Regions from separate parts of the Homo sapiens genome. Here region 1 is linked to region 2. Evidence: chromatin contacts called from ENCODE Hi-C or POLR2A ChIA-PET data. All regions are on one chromosome and are shown on one strand. The core of a region is the stretch at or near the end of the contact, and the rest is flanking DNA. Distances in the headings are between cores, read along the strand shown.

Region 1 (7,151 bases), core at 1,544-4,043, 36 kb before region 2:
TGCCTCAGCCTCCCAGGCAGCTGGGACTACAGGCGCTTGCCACCACGCCTGGCTAATTTTTTGTATTTTTAGTAGAGCCGGGGTTTCACTATGTTGGCCAGGCTGCTGGTCTCGCACTCCTGACCTCATGATTCGCCTCGCCCACCCCGGCCTCCCAGAGTGCTGGGATTACAGGCGTGAGCCACTGCGCCCGGCCTACCTTTCTTTTTGCAACTGAAGCCCAGGCTGGTCTATTGGCCTTTGCCCTGGGAGGATAAAATTGCTGTAACAAAGTGCACAGTGGGAACTTCGTGCTGTAGGTAATTGTCCCTGCCCCTGGTACAAGAGTCTCCAGGGGCCAGATTGGAAGGTAGTGAGAGTTATCAAGGAATCTGGTTGAGGATTTGTGGTGACACCAGTTTGTAGAAGTTTGTTGCTTTGTCATTTACAGTAAAAAGAAGCATGCGGTAATGAAATGGTGGTCTGCTAATGTTAGTGGCATCCAGGCAGATTGGAGTCTTTGTGCATGAAGTGCTAATTTTGCAGTGAATGTGGGTGTCCTTGCTAATACCTAGCATACTTGGAAGTTGCAAAAAAATAATACATAGGATCCAGTGTACTGTTAACTATTTTCTTGGGCAAAGATCTCCATCACTGAGTCTCATGTAATTCCTCGTAGGAGGACAATCTGGCTGGCCGTATCTGTGAAAGCTAATTTCCAAGTCCACTTCTCCTTTTTTTTGGCCCTCCTATCTTGAATTTTTTTGGAGACCAGAGTTTTTTGCTCTTGTTGCCCAGGCTGGAGTGCAATGCCATGATCTCAGCTCAGTGCAACCTCCACCTCCCAGGTTCAAGCGATTCTCCTGCCTCGACCTCCCAAGTAGCTGGGATTACAGGCGTGCACCACCACACCCAGCTAATTTTTTTTATTTTTAGTAGAGACGGGGTTTCACCATGTTGGGCAGGCTGGTCTCAAACTCCTGACCTCAGGTTATCCGCCCGCCTCTGCCTCCCAAAGTGCTGGGATTACAGGCGCGAACCACCGCGCCCGGCCGACCTTTTGTTTTTTAGTGAAATTTTCTTTTTTTTTTTTTTTGAGACGGAGTCTCGCTCTGTCGCCCAGGCTAGAGTGCAGTGGCGCGATCTCAGCTCACTGCAAGCTTCGCCTCCCGGGTTCACGCCATTCTCCTGCCTCAGCCTCCCTAGTAGCTGGGACTACAGGCGCCAGCCTCTGCACCCGGCTAATTTTTTGTAGTTTTGGTAGAGATGGAGTTTGACCGTGTTAGCCAGGATGGTCTCGATCTCCTGACCTCGTGATCCACCCGCCTCTGCCTCCCAAAGTGCTGTGATTACAGGAGTGAGCCACCGCACCTGGCCTAGTAAAAGTTTTCAATTATTCTGCTAGTATGAAGAGTTTTCAGGAAGTGAGGTGAAATTTTAATACACCCGAAGTGTCATCTAAACTTTGTGCTTGCAGATTTGATAAGTCTGTTCTAAGAAATGTGCCTTGAGTGTGAGGCTGAAATCGAGTGTGCAGTGCACTAATTGTGAACTAACCACTGTGTGTCAGGGCAGTGCCACACTCGGGGGCACAGAGACGGATGCGCGGTGGCCTCTGCGGGGCTGGGCAGCAGGTGAACCAAGTGCAAACTTCAATTCTGAGTCTCACCATTGTTTGGGTCTTTTTAATGTTTAAGGAGTACCTTGGAAAATTTAATGTATAGGGTGAAAGTTCCAAAAGCACTTACAATATGTATTGATTTTGTATACATAAAATCAAACCCTGTAAAGAGCTGAATTATATAAAATAGATGGGTTGGAAAAGAGGCATAACCTTGTTTCTTTCAGCTTTTTAGGTCCTGCAGTGATTTTCCATTTGGTTGCTTCTGTGCAGTTCTGTATACATGGGCTTCATAAAGCGGGCAAGCTAGTAGTCTCATTTTGTTGAGGCCTGTGTTTTGTGTGTGTTATGGTAACTTCCAGGAGTGGAATTTTAAAAACCAGAGTCAGGTCACTGTGCATAGTGTCTTGACAAATCTTGGATATTAAAATCCTCTATTGTCACTTTGTAAAACAGCCTCGGCGAACCTCCATTTCCTCACCTAAAATGTGGGAATTGACATCTGTCTCTTGTCTACCTTGCAGAACTTAACTCCTGATCAGCTGTGAATTGCATGATCCTAAAAGCACATGGCAAAACTTATTCCACCACGCCATTCTAGACGTTATTATCTTAAACAAGTTTCTTGCCTTTTAGTAGACTTCTATCCTCAAAAGGATTAGGGGAATACCACTTGAAGAGGCTCAAATAAATAATTATTTTGGACAAGATGCGCCTCTTTCAGCTGCTCTTCCTTCCAAAGTTCCTGTGCTGTAAGCAACTCAGCAGGGTTATGTGAAATAAAATAATTTGGGATGAAGAGTGTCTCAAAGAAGGTAGAAGTGCTTACCGTCACACATGCTTTTGATATTTCAATACTACCCTCCCAGGAGGACTGATGGACATGTTTTCTTAAGACCAAACTCAGTCAGAAACTTCAAGCAAATTCTCTTCCCTGAGAAGTGGCTGATGCTGAGAACTCAGTTGTTAGTGAACTTTGGAGTCTGAAGGGTTGTTGGATGACATGGTGACTGCCTTCAGGGGCCTGAAGATGAAGGATGGGAGGATGTTCTTAGGCACTCTTTACCCAAGCCTACAAGTCTCATTTTGTGCCTTAGGAGCCTGGTGGTCAGGGATGTCAAAATAGCACCTGATTCTAAGCCGGGAACAGCCTTCCAGGCACTGCCTGTAGAGCTTGGCCCTTGGTGTGGCCCTGGGACTCCTGCCAGTCAGTGAGCTGTGTGCAGACTATAATGAGATAGGTACAGAAAGTGAAAGGAAGCGTTTAGAAGCTTGTGTAGCATGTTGACTTTGCTGTGGCAATTTCATGATGCTTTATAAAAGTATTGGTCAATAACAGATTGGTGTGGGTGTGGGAGGACTGTGCCTTCGCAGGAGTCGTTTGGGAAGCAGTAAGATGCTGCAGGGTTTGTCAAAGGTGATTGACCGATGGCCACATGCAAATGAATAGTCACTGTCATCAGTGAAAGATTGAATTTTAAATGGAGACCTTCAGTTGGACCTCTGCTAAGAGGCACTGTGTTGTCAGAAACTTAAATATCTTAAATCAGCCTTTGGTCTTGTTATCATTTAACAATTTATACTACTCATGTGGGAAAAAATACCAGTTCTTAAAAAAAAAATTATTCCCCCTAGGGTGTCCAGGCTAGTATTTTTGCAAAAATCGTGAACCAATGAGGTTAGCATTTATTATCAGGCTACTGTTGTAGCCCTTGTCTTGCCTCTGAGCAGTGCTGAGCTTCCAGGGGAATGGCTGTTTCCCTGGCTCTCAAGTCCTGCCTGTGTGTTCCGTGCTCTGTAAAGTCAGCCCAAGTCCCATGTCGTGGTCTTTACCCCCAGAAGTCCCGTCCTTGAACAGATATGAGCCATGTCGTTCCTTCTCTCCAAGGTCTCTCCACTCACTTGGTGCCTGGGGTCCTTGGGAATTCAGCTTTAGTAAAGTAGACATTGTTCTCATGTGGAACTCAGTCTGACAGGGATGGCAAGTGTATGGTTAGCACTCTGAGTTTTGGACTTCATAAGGAAGAATTAATCCATTCAGAAACTGTATGTTATCTCAGTCTTCGGGTTTTAATAAATTGGAAGCAATTTTTTCAAACTGTTAGGTTTTAGCAGTTAAATCAGGATGTATAGAACAGTTTACTCCATGTCGATTAATGCTAGTGCTTTTGGTCAATGCACAGGCTCTGTGACTGATGATGTGTTTTTTTTGCAGACACCAGTTGGCGCTCCGAGGCAACCTTTCAGTTCACTGTGGAGCGCTTCAGCAGACTGAGTGAGTCGGTCCTTAGCCCTCCGTGTTTTGTGCGAAATCTGCCATGGAAGATTATGGTGATGCCACGCTTTTATCCAGACAGACCACACCAAAAAAGCGTAGGATTCTTTCTCCAGTGCAATGCTGAATCTGATTCCACGTAAGACAGTATTTCATTACTGGAAGCCAAATTTGATCAGCCTAGTGCAATTTTATCTTAAGTTATTTGCTGCCTCTACATAGCCTTTTGATTTTAAATTAGATTAAATACGTGTTTCTCTTTAAAACCCACTGGTATATGTATAATATCCAAGCTAGAAAAGTATATTTTTATCTTGTAAGTGAAAAAACTAAAAATAGTTTGTTAGAATCTACCAGCCCATGGAATCAGGGCCGGCCTGGATTAGCTGACCATTGAGCCACCAGGCTTAATTCTTACTCTGTCAGTAACTGTCTGAGCAGAAAATGGCAGCTGTCAGAGCCAGACATCCTTTCCATTGTGTGATAGCTAATTTGTACGGGTTGTTCAGAAAGTACAAGTAAAACATACTTTGTGAAGGATTTATACAACATGGCCCTCTGACTTGAGGAACATTTAAACATTCATGTATATTATGAAATGTCCAAAAACTGAGAAATCTTGATGGTCCTTCTATTTAGATGAATTAGAAAATTAATTCACCCTTTATCAAAAACCCAGTTGATTCTGGGAGTACGGACCACTTTGTCAACCTGTCTGCAGTTGGAACCAGGGGAAGCTGCTGACTTGGACTGCACCTGTCCTAGTCTCCCTGCCACGCCACAGAGTGGCCCTTTGGAACCCTCAGTAACATGTTCCCCAGAGTGAACTGACTCTGGCTGTTCTGTCAGATCCCCCAGGGAATAAAATTTACAGAGTCTCACTCTGTCGCCAGGCTGGAGTGCAGTGGCCTGATCTTGGCTCACCACAACCTCCACCTCCCGGGTTCAAGCGATTCTCCTGCCTCGGCGTCTCAAGTAGCTGGGACTATAGGCGTGTGCCACCACACCCAGCTAATTTTGTATTTTTCATAGGGACGGGGTTTCACCATGTTGGCCAGGCTGGTCTCGAACTCCTGACCTCAGGTGATCTGCCTGTCTCGGCCTGCCAAAGTGCTGGGATTACAGGCGTGAGCCAGCGCACCTGGCCGTACTTTCATTTTCTTTAATGTTTAAGGTAATTTTATGATGCAGCCAGGGCCTGTGGATGGTTAAAGTTGTCCTCTTCTGTTCACATTATGATGTGATCTGATGAGTATTTGGGCTAGGTTTGTTTTAGTCCGATGGACAACTTTAGCCTGAAGCACTTTGGAAAAGTAGTGAATGGTCCATACCCAGTGTCAGCGTCCCGAGCAAGCAGGAAGTGCTGTGGGAACAGCACTGTCCTACCCTTGTCCTGAAGAGTCAAACCATTTCAGGGCTCAGTTGCAGCTTTGATTGATAAGGCCCCACTTAAATCGCAAACCTTAACTTTCTTTGGCTTAAGTGCTGTATGTATGGTTTTTGAACCTGGATCTAGAGGCCCTTTTGTGGTCCACCCCACACTTCACTGCAGGTACAGTAGTTCTCTTGTGGTTGTAATTTTGTGCCTCATCGTGAATTCGTCGATGCCGGGGCAGGACAGCAAGCTCTAAGGCCACAGAGCTCCCCGGTGCTGGTTTTCCCCCAGCATGTGCTGGAGGGCATCCTAGGAGAGCTCGAGAGGCATGGCACTGAAGGGCTGTAGGGGCAGGAGCAACGCTGAGAGGTGACCCCTATATCGGCAGTAGAAGCAGAGGTCAAAATTGTATAGATACAATGAAAGAAAATTTGTTTCAACTTCTAAGGAATTAAAAAATGAAACCATGAGTGAAATCACTACAGAATACACTGGGGGAGCCCCAAACACCCATTTCTCTATTAAAGGTAAAAATGCCTCCATCCTACCTTTAACCCCAACCCGAAAGGAGAGAGCAATGAAATCATAAATGGGAATTTTGGTGTGCTATGTTTACTGTCTTTAAAAATGTATAACATCTGGTAAATAATGTCAACTAAGGCTCAGATTATTCTTTTAAACAGGTCATGGTCTTGCCATGCACAAGCAGTGCTGAAGATAATAAATTACAGAGATGATGAAAAGTCGTTCAGTCGTCGTATTAGTCATTTGTTCTTCCATAAAGAAAATGATTGGGGATTTTCCAATTTTATGGCCTGGAGTGTAAGTAACAGTGTATTTAGTCTGAACAATTGGTGCATTACTGCTTGTTGTTCCCTTAACTTTTTGATTTTTCAAGTCCTTTATTGATTTTAGAGTCAGATTTTTACTTTCTAAATTGGACAAGTGTCTTTGAAAACATGTTTTCTCCAGTTTCGTATCTTACGTTTTTAGCAGCTTTCTGGATTCACGTCTCACTTTTTAGTCAGACATTCAAAGGGAGTTCCCAGTGGGCTAAATTTCCTTTAAAAGACATAATGCTGTTTGAGGTCCTTTCATGATTCAGGCATAGTACTGAGTGGTTCCATGTGACTCCAGTAATCATTCAGTTCACTTTGGCTGCTTTTTGCAGAGGTGGTAACCAGTGGAACAATCTTAGGAATGTTACTTCTTACTATGCTAAGTCACTTATCATTGCATTCTCCAGCCCCTCCCCTGCTTAGAGGGGCACAGATTTCTCCTGTCCATGCTGTGGCACTGAGCCCCTGGGTACCTCTGGGATACCTCTGAGGTGCCAAGCATTTGCTGTATTTGTTGTGAGACCACTGTTAAAAGAAAATTGAAACAGTCTAAAATTAGCAAAAAAGTTGGGATGTATTTAAAAAAAAAGTATTTTCATCTCTATTAAGTACAGGGCACTAATGTAATTTGTCTCTTGGGAATAAAATGTGTGTTCTTATTCAAGCTGGATATTCTTATTTATGTTTTATAGGAAGTGACCGATCCTGAGAAAGGATTTATAGATGATGACAAAGTTACCTTTGAAGTCTTTGTACAGGCGGATGCTCCCCATGGAGTTGCGTAAGTTTTTCTTTAATCAGGTGCTGTTAAAAATGTCTTTTGTGCTGCAGTGAAAGAAGCTTTAGCGTGCATGTAATAGAGATGCACATATTTAATCAGTAAGCCTCCTCTCTGCGCTTGCCCTGTGGCACACAGAGTCACACCTGCTTGACACTCGTTTAACAGATTGATTGAGCAGTTTCTATATGTTAGACCCTTGGAACATAATTGTATAATTATGGCAACTAGACAGCTGTGGTTTTCTGTTCCTAAAGAATGTACACTCAGCTTTCATAGAGGAG
Region 2 (7,737 bases), core at 110-2,609:
CACCAGCCACCAGCGAACTCTGCCCACGAGCTGGTGCCAGTGCCACACCTGCCCATTGGGCTCCTGTGAGAAGGTGGGGTGGGGGCTGTTCTGACTCTTGCCTCCGGCTAATTAGGAGGGACAGTAGCAAGAAACCCTTTGTGATAACCATTGTGCACAGTGAGCCAGCCCTGAGAGGTCAGCAGCGAGGCGTCTGGTGGCCCAAAGTAGGCCAGAACCCTGAGCCATGGGGGCTTGAGCCTTGCTCAGTGTGGAGCAGGCATTCAGACCCCCACTGGCTGCCCGCCTCACCTCCCTGTTCCAGGTAGCCCTAGCTCAGCCCTCCATGCGGGGTAGGATGGGGGCTGTCCCCAGTTTCAAATGAGGGTTCAGCAACTTGCCAAGCTCATCTGCCAGTGGTGGGCCGCCCCTCTGACAGGCCCCGAAGCTGGGGAAGAGGCCGGCCCTGGGCGTGGAAAGGGGTCAGGGAAAGGGGTGCAGGAGAAGGAAGCCCCGGCCCTGCCGTAGCCTGGCCCTGCGGCAAGGTCTTGGCATAGGAGAACCTGAGGCTTCCCTGGGACAAAGCCTCAGACACATGAACACCGAGAGGCTTAGAACAGTGGCTCAGGTCCTGTTGTCTAAGGCAGTGACTGCAGACACCCCGAGGCTTGGGTCTGGGGGTATTCCAGGGGACTGGGCCAAGGGACAGATGAAGTCCCGCCCCACTTGGCAGCCTCTCAAGACCCCAGTTCCTCTGCACCTACACCTTCAGACAGCGGAACTTGAGAAGCCTCGACTTTTTTTTTTTTTTTAATGTGTATTTTTGTTTGTCTTAGTTTTTTGAGATAGGGTCTCACCCCATCTCCAAGGCTGGAGTGCAGTTGTGCAGTCATGGCTCATTGCACCTTTGACCTCTTGGGCCCAAGCGATCTATCTGCCCCAGCCTCCCAACTGTCTGGCAGCACAGGTGTTACCACCATGCCCGGCTAATTTTTTAATTTTTTGTAGAGATAGGGTCTCCGTAGGTTGCCCAGACTGGTCTCAAACTCCTGGGCTCAAGTGATCTTCTCGCCTTGTCCTCCCAAAATGCTGAGATTACAGGGGTGAGCCACCTCGCCAAGCTGAAAATCCTGGATTTTCTATACGAATTGTCCTATTTCTAAGAGTTGGCAAGTGACGTTTTCCTAACACGGGGCAGTCTGCATCCAGAAGGCCTGGGGACTGATCCATAGAGTCATAGCAGAAGCTTGCAGCCATGCCAAGGACCTGGCCACCTCTGAAGGCACAATGGTGACTGACTCAGGCCGATGAAAGCTCTCCTGTGACTGAGGAAGACCTGGCACCCAGCCAGTCCACACTGAGTGAGCAGAGCCTGGCCGTGGTTGGACACTGTCCCTGGACTGCAGGCGCTCATGTCTCTGGAGCCATCTGGGAATCCGAGTGAAAGACAACAGTCTGGGTGGAATCAGAACGAGAGGCTCCAGCTGAACTCTGCAGATGGAGGGTTCAGGCTGTAGATGGGCCTTGCCAGCAAGACCGAGCAGCCCCCGATTGTCGCCTGCCACAGCCTGGCTGCTCTGCAGAGCCATCAAATCTCTCCCTCTGGATGGTGGAAGCCCGGTGGCTGGGCCCTCGTCCTAGGTGAGACCCTCACGCCTCACCTTGAGATAGATCCTGGATGGATGACCACCCGCCTCGTCCACCAGGGGCTTTTCTGTCTCCCTATGTTGACCTGGTGCCCGTGTCCTCATTTATTACAAATGAGAGGTTGCTTCCTTTGTCTTCAGGGACTTACTGGGGTTCCCAGGTACTAGCTGCCTAATTTGTGTCAGAAACTTCACCATCCAACCCTAAAAATCTTGCTGAGTCTCTGAAGTGGAAATGAAGGCTCTGGGGCCTGCAGCTAGTGTGGACCGGGAAGTTGTTCTCCCGATTTAGCCAGGCCTTTGGGTGGTGGCAAAGGCACAGGCATTGGGGCATTTTACTCCAGGGAAACCTGTCCCAGAACTTGTCCTTCCCCGGGGCTGGTGTGACCTAAGGACCTGTCAGCCCCATCATGCCAGGCTTTGGCCAAGATGGCTGTTGCCTGACCTGTGGCTTCCCGGAACCTCTACCTGCTGAAGACCACATGATGGAAGACAGGTAATGCTCCCTTCTATCCCTCTAGGCCTTTGGCCACAGACGTGCACACACACACACCCAGACCCTCAGCCACACACACACACACCCCCCTCCTCCAGGCCTTCAGCCACACGCGCGTACAAACATGCATTCACACACCCTTTCTTCCAGGCCTTCAGCCACACACATGCGCGTACACACATAAACACACACCCTTCCTTCCAGGCCTTCAGCCACACACACATGCACCCCTCACCTCTGTGCCTTCCTCCCTGATGCTGAACCCTGAGGACAGACCTATGTCTCCAGCGCTGATCTAGTTACTCAGCCTCAGCTTCCGCATCTGTAGGTTGGGGCAATAATGGGTCAATACCCCATCGGTGTGAGCCTTACAGCTCCCCCAGCCACATTTTAGTGAAGACGGCTTCACGTGCCCCCAGCTCCCAATTACTTCTTCCCCCAATTCTTCCCTTACTTCTTTTCTCCCCTCTGTGAAATTCATCTTATTTGAAAACATGACGAGTAGAACAATATTTCTACTTTACAAAATTTATTAACTTTTTGAGACCCTTTCACCTAGGCTGGGGTGCAGTGGCATGGTTAGGGCTCACTGCAGCCTCGACCTTCCAGGCTCAAGCAATCCTCCCACCTCAGCCCCACAGGTAGCTGGGACTACAGGCACTCATCACCATGCCCCGGCCCCGCATTTCAGTAGAAACGAGGTCTTGCTATGTTGCCCGGGCTGGTCTAGAACTTCTGGACTCAAGCAATCCTTCCACCTTGGCCTCCCAAAGTGCTGGGATTACAGGCATGAGTCACCGTGCCCAGCCTATTCTGCAAAATTTAAGTCCTTTAGTGGTGACACTGGATTCTCCTCTACCCCGTCGTCCCCCTCCTGACCGTGTCTGCAGGCAGACCCTGAAAGGGGTCCTATTCATCAGCTTATTTGGGGCTTGTTAATGTCCACCTTCCTCCACAGCAGCTCTGCCGGGAGTCCTGTAAGGCTGCAGCTGTACGGGAGTCTTAAGGGTTAAACCTCTTGGTGGGAGGCCAGACAGATCAGGGCAGACTTGCCCCATCCTAGCTTCTATAACCCGCCTGTCCCCGCCAGGCCCTGGGATACAGAGGCGAGCCAAGACCTCACAAACCACCTGGGGAAAGTGACACACCAGAGAGCGGGTGACCAGACTGACAGGGCAGGGGCTGATTGGAGGGCTGGACGCTGCTGGGAGCAGCCTGGGGAGGTCGGGTGGGTGGTGAGGGAGTGGCACTCGGTCCTATCTGGCTGGGGTGGGCAGGGGAGCTGGAGCCAGCTCACAGATGGCCTCAAGGGGCCCCAGGGGAAGCATGTGGACTTGGGCTGAGAGAGGCACTTTGTCGGCAGGTGTCGGGCATAGTCCGAGCAATTCCAGATCCTCACCCACAAGAATCACCGGCTCAGTGCCGGCCACTGGCTGCTGGAGAACAGCAGGAGCAGGAGAGACTCTCGATAGGGAAACCCGGGGCTGCTGCCTCCTTCAAGGAGGGGATAAAGCAGAGGAAATGAATCACTGCAGGGCAAGAAGGACAGGACTGAAGGGCTGCCCTGGAGGGGGCACTGCCACCCACTCTTGTCCCAGCTACTAGGCCCAGGAGAAGAGAGAGGAGGGAGTTACTGTGAGACCTGTTGGCTCTGCAGGGCCTCAAGCATCCTAGGGAGAAGGTTGTGGGTGGGATGCAGGAGCTGGCGACGGAAGCATCGGGTGTGACAGGAGGAGCCAAGGCCAGACCCTGAGGAGCACTGGCCAAGTGACAAACCCACCAGCAGGGGCTGGAGAGCTGCTGCAGCCCAGGAGATGGGGTCTTTGGGGAAGGGAGGGAGAGTGCCAAGGGCTACAGAGAACCCAGTCAGGTAGGAGCGAAGGAGCAAGTGCACGTAGGATGTTGCACTTAGCAACGGAGCCACTGGTCAAGAAGGCAGTGGCAGGGCCCAGAGTAAGCCCGGTTGTGGGTTGAGGTGCATGCAGTGGGTGAGGATGTGGCTATCAGGGAGAACAGGTCTCTCCTTCCGGCTGGAGTTGCAGGGAGATAGTTTTCCCAAAGAGGCAGAGGCTTGAGCTGATGGGAGGGAGCCCAGAAAGATGGGGCTGAACTATGGACTGTGGCTCTAAGGAGTCAAAAGAGGGTGAACGGTGGACAGGACGGCGCGGCCCCCACACACTCAACGTGGGCTCCCAGAGCACCAGCGGCCACCCAATCTCCTGGGCTGACAGAGCAGAAGGTAAGGACATAGACACGGGTGTGCCCAGGTGGCACCCCTGGCATTTATTTCTTGGGGGCTCACAGGCGGTGGTAGTAGAAGAGCTCGCGCTGACACACGGGACACGAGTGCTTCACGTCCATTAGGCTCCTTATGCAGAATGCCAGGAAGCAGCAGCCCAGGACGTACCTGCAGCCCCGGAGCGGAGGCTGGGCGTGAGCGGGGCCACCTCTCACTGTACGCTGGACGCACCTGGGACCCAGGCAGAGTCTGGGAGGGGCCTGGGCGTGTGTGTGTATGTTTGAGACAGAGTCTCACTCTGTATCCCAGGCTGGAGTGCAGTGGCGTGATCTTGGCTCACTGCAACCTCTGCCTCCCCTGCCTCAGTCTCCTGAGTAGCTGGGATTACAGGCACGTGCCACCACACCCGGCTAATTTTGTATTTTTAATAGAGTTAGAGACAGGGTTTCAGCACATTGGTCAGGCTGGTCTATAACTCCTGACCTCAAGTGACGCACCCACCTCGGCCTCCCAAAGTGCTGGGATTACAGGCATGAGTCACCGCGCCTGGCCCCTCTGTGTGTTTCAAAACTCCACAGCTGAGAGGTAAGAGCCATCCTGAACCCGCAAGCTCTTGGCTGCTGGTGACAGCAGCAGCTGCCGTGGGTGTCCTAAGCTGGCTGCTTTGTAGGCATCACTCACCCCTCCACTCCCTGCTGTTCTCATGGGAGGTCCCTGGGTCAGAGGGCTGCCGCCTCCTCTCAAGGAGGTAATGGCCCCACCCAACTGGCCTCCCCTATGCTTGGTCCTGCTATTTTCCCCGAAAGCTCCCCCTACCCTGCAGGGACCCACCCGGACCCACCCCTACCAATGCTCAGGCCTCTGCAGCGGCGGAGGGGCGGCCACTCACCCGAACAGGAAGAGGGTGGTACACAGCAGCCAGGTGAGGGCACCCGGGACAAAGGTCGTCACCGTGATGATGCGGTTTCCACAGTAGGGACACACGGCCTGCACCGGCATGGACGTCCCCACCACGGACATGCCGGCATACAGCTGTGGGAGTGGGAAGCGGGAAGCAGGTGGGACCCCCCGGGGCCAGGACCCCTGTGGCTTCTCAATTCCCATGGGCTGTCGGTGCTCACCTGAGATGGGGAGATGCTGGGATCTGGAGACTGGGGACCTGATATGTGGGGGTGTGGTGTGGCTCCCCCACCCCGGTTTGGAGGAAACTAAGGAAAGAAGTGTTCTTAGCTGGAAGTGGGGTTTCCAGTGGGCTCTAAGGGTGCTTTTTTCTTTTTTCTTTTTATTTTGGAGACGGAGTCTCACTCTGTCGTCCAGGCTGGAGTGCAGTGGTGCGATCTCAGCTCACTGCAACCTCCGCCTCCCGGGTTCAAGCGATTCTCCTGCCTCAGCCTCCTGAGTAGCTGGGACTATAGACATGTGCCATCACACCCGGCTTATTTTTGTATTTTTAGTAGAGATGGGGTTTTGCCATGTTGGCCAAGCTGGTCTTGAACTCCTGACCTCATGCGATCCACCTGCCTTGGCCTCCCAAAGTTCTGGGATTACAGGCCTGAGCCACCGCACCTGACCTAAAGGGTGCTTTTCAATGGTGACGTCATCTTCACTGTGCCCTCCAGGAATCTATCCAACCCAGCAGTTCTGAATCTGGAGACTGCCTGAGAATTCCTTGGAAAATTTGTTTAAATTCCCAAAACCCAGGCCCCACCTGGGGGGCTCGGCCTTCCCCTCCTCTGTGGCCTGAGGGGTGGTGTGTTTGCAGAGTAGAGAACGGGAGTCTACTCCATAAAAATTTCCTGAGTGCCTACTGTATACAGGCCCCATCCACCAGTGATTTCCCTCTGGAGAGAGATGCTTCGGTGGCCACTGGCAACACAGCCAGCATGGGAGCAGGGGCAGCTGGCCAGCTGCGGGGTCCCACAGCTACGGGGTCAGGGGAGGAGAACTTGCCAGAGGATGTGCTGTTTGGGCAGAGTCTTGGTCAGAGGTCAGGAAAGAGAATATTCTGGGCAGCTCCGAGCAGGGGACAGAAAGCGACAAGGGAAGGCCGGCAGGGGCACTCACCTACCTGAACAACTTGGGGGCCTTCAAAGTACATCTGGTGAGGAGGACCATAGGGAGGAGGGGGACCAGCAGGATAAGGATCTTTAGGAGAGAGAAAGAAAAGCACCCTCAGATCAGTGGGCTCACTGTATGCCAGGGACTTAGCTCAAAACTTAGGCCCGGATGCAGTGGCTCACACCTGTAATCCCAACACTTTGGGAGGCCAAGGCAGCAGAGCACCCGAGATCAGGAGTTCGAGACCAGTCTGGCCAACATGGTGAAACCCCATCTCAACTACAAATACAAAAATTAGCCGGGCACAGTGGCGCACGCCTGTAATCCCAGCTACTCGGGATGCCGAGGCAGGAGAATCACTTGGAAAACAGATTCTGAAAGATTCGGTAACTTTCCCAATTCCACACCAACATGGCCAGGCAGCCCCAGGGCCAGGACAGCCTCTGCCTCCTGCTGCCTCCACGCTCAGCCTCGGTTGTCTCTGGCCACGGGCAGGAGCGTCATACCTGATGTGGGGGAGTCATTAGTCTCATTTGGCGACTTCCTTGCAACACTTTAAGGGAGAGTACAGCACGTTGAAAGCCCCACTGCCCAATGGTCTCTATTGGGTTCCGTGGCCCCCTGATTGGTGGGGACAGTAGGATTTCGGGGAAGGGTGGTGAGGACTGAGGGCAGCCCCCAGCTCAGCACAGGGACCCTCGTCTCCTCTCTGCTTCCTGCGGTCTCCAGAGTAGACTTCTTCCCGGTCCCTGCCAGCCCTGGCCCCTGAATGAGGGGAGCCCTCACCCGGGGATGATTCCATCCTGGTGCTCTGGAGGGCCTCTGTCCCAGCAACAGTGCCTGGGCAGCACCGTGTTCTGAGCTCCGAGTGCTCATGTGCTTATTTCTAGGAATTCTCATGAGGAGGCCCGGTTGCCAGGAGGTGTGAGGAGCTGGGGCCACACCTGTCCACCTCTTGCTGGGCCTGGCTCCAGTAGAACAGCCATTGTGATGTGTGCCTTCACTGTGGCCTCATCCTCACTTCCTGCAGGAGGAGGGCAGGGGCTTCCCGTGGGCATGGCTTGAACAGCCTTTGGAGATGGCCCTGCTCCATGTTTCCACGGCCCCACATGGTGGGTGGGTGGGAGATTGCTGACGGCTGGGTGGGGAAACTGATCAAGGGTCTGAAATATAGTCCTGTTAGAGCCCAGCCATTCTGTTTGGAGGAATTTATCCTGAGGGAGCTAACCAGATGTATGTGAAGATCTAATTGTAGCATGTTCATGTCCTCTTAGGAATGTGGCTGGGCACGGTGGCTCACGCCTGTAATCCCAGCACTT

Evidence for each region. Hi-C counts contacts between places; a loop is a spot of excess contacts on that map. ChIA-PET counts read pairs that join two places held with the same protein, here RNA polymerase II (POLR2A). Pooled maps may share reads with other maps.
Region 1: a loop to region 2 is called in a map of thyroid gland, with 3 times the contacts of the local background. The contact joins two enhancer-like sites. A Hi-C loop is called at or near these places in 6 of 168 maps with a recorded cell type or tissue (B cell, CD4-positive, alpha-beta memory T cell, GM12878 and 3 more), 30 of 37 single-sample maps with no recorded cell type and 12 of 50 pooled maps. POLR2A ChIA-PET finds 5 or more read pairs at or near these places in 7 of 52 experiments (BJ, GM12878, OCI-LY7 and 4 more).

Annotation. Positions count from the first base shown.
Region 1 is chr16:8,920,078-8,927,228 of GRCh38, reverse strand. USP7 (ubiquitin specific peptidase 7) reads left to right here. Exons shown (of 31, transcript NM_003470.3): 3 at 3,816-4,014; 4 at 5,934-6,072; 5 at 6,782-6,870. Among named protein-coding and RNA genes, the nearest start is that of USP7-AS1, 39 kb to the left of the region's middle. Within about 2 kb of position 2,793, at least 3 of the 41 ENCODE cell types and tissues checked have a DNase peak (open chromatin) inside an H3K27ac peak, as active enhancers do.
Region 2 is chr16:8,881,978-8,889,714 of GRCh38, reverse strand. It overlaps LITAFD (LITAF domain containing), which reads right to left and starts at 7,364. Exons shown (of 4, transcript NM_001395433.1): 1 at 7,205-7,364; 2 at 6,429-6,505; 3 at 5,250-5,392; 4 at 4,365-4,528. The coding sequence starts at 5,359. The coding sequence ends at 4,420. RefSeq lists enhancers at 957-1,799, 6,727-7,227 and a silencer at 3,242-3,381. Within about 2 kb of position 1,359, at least 6 of the 41 ENCODE cell types and tissues checked have a DNase peak (open chromatin) inside an H3K27ac peak, as active enhancers do.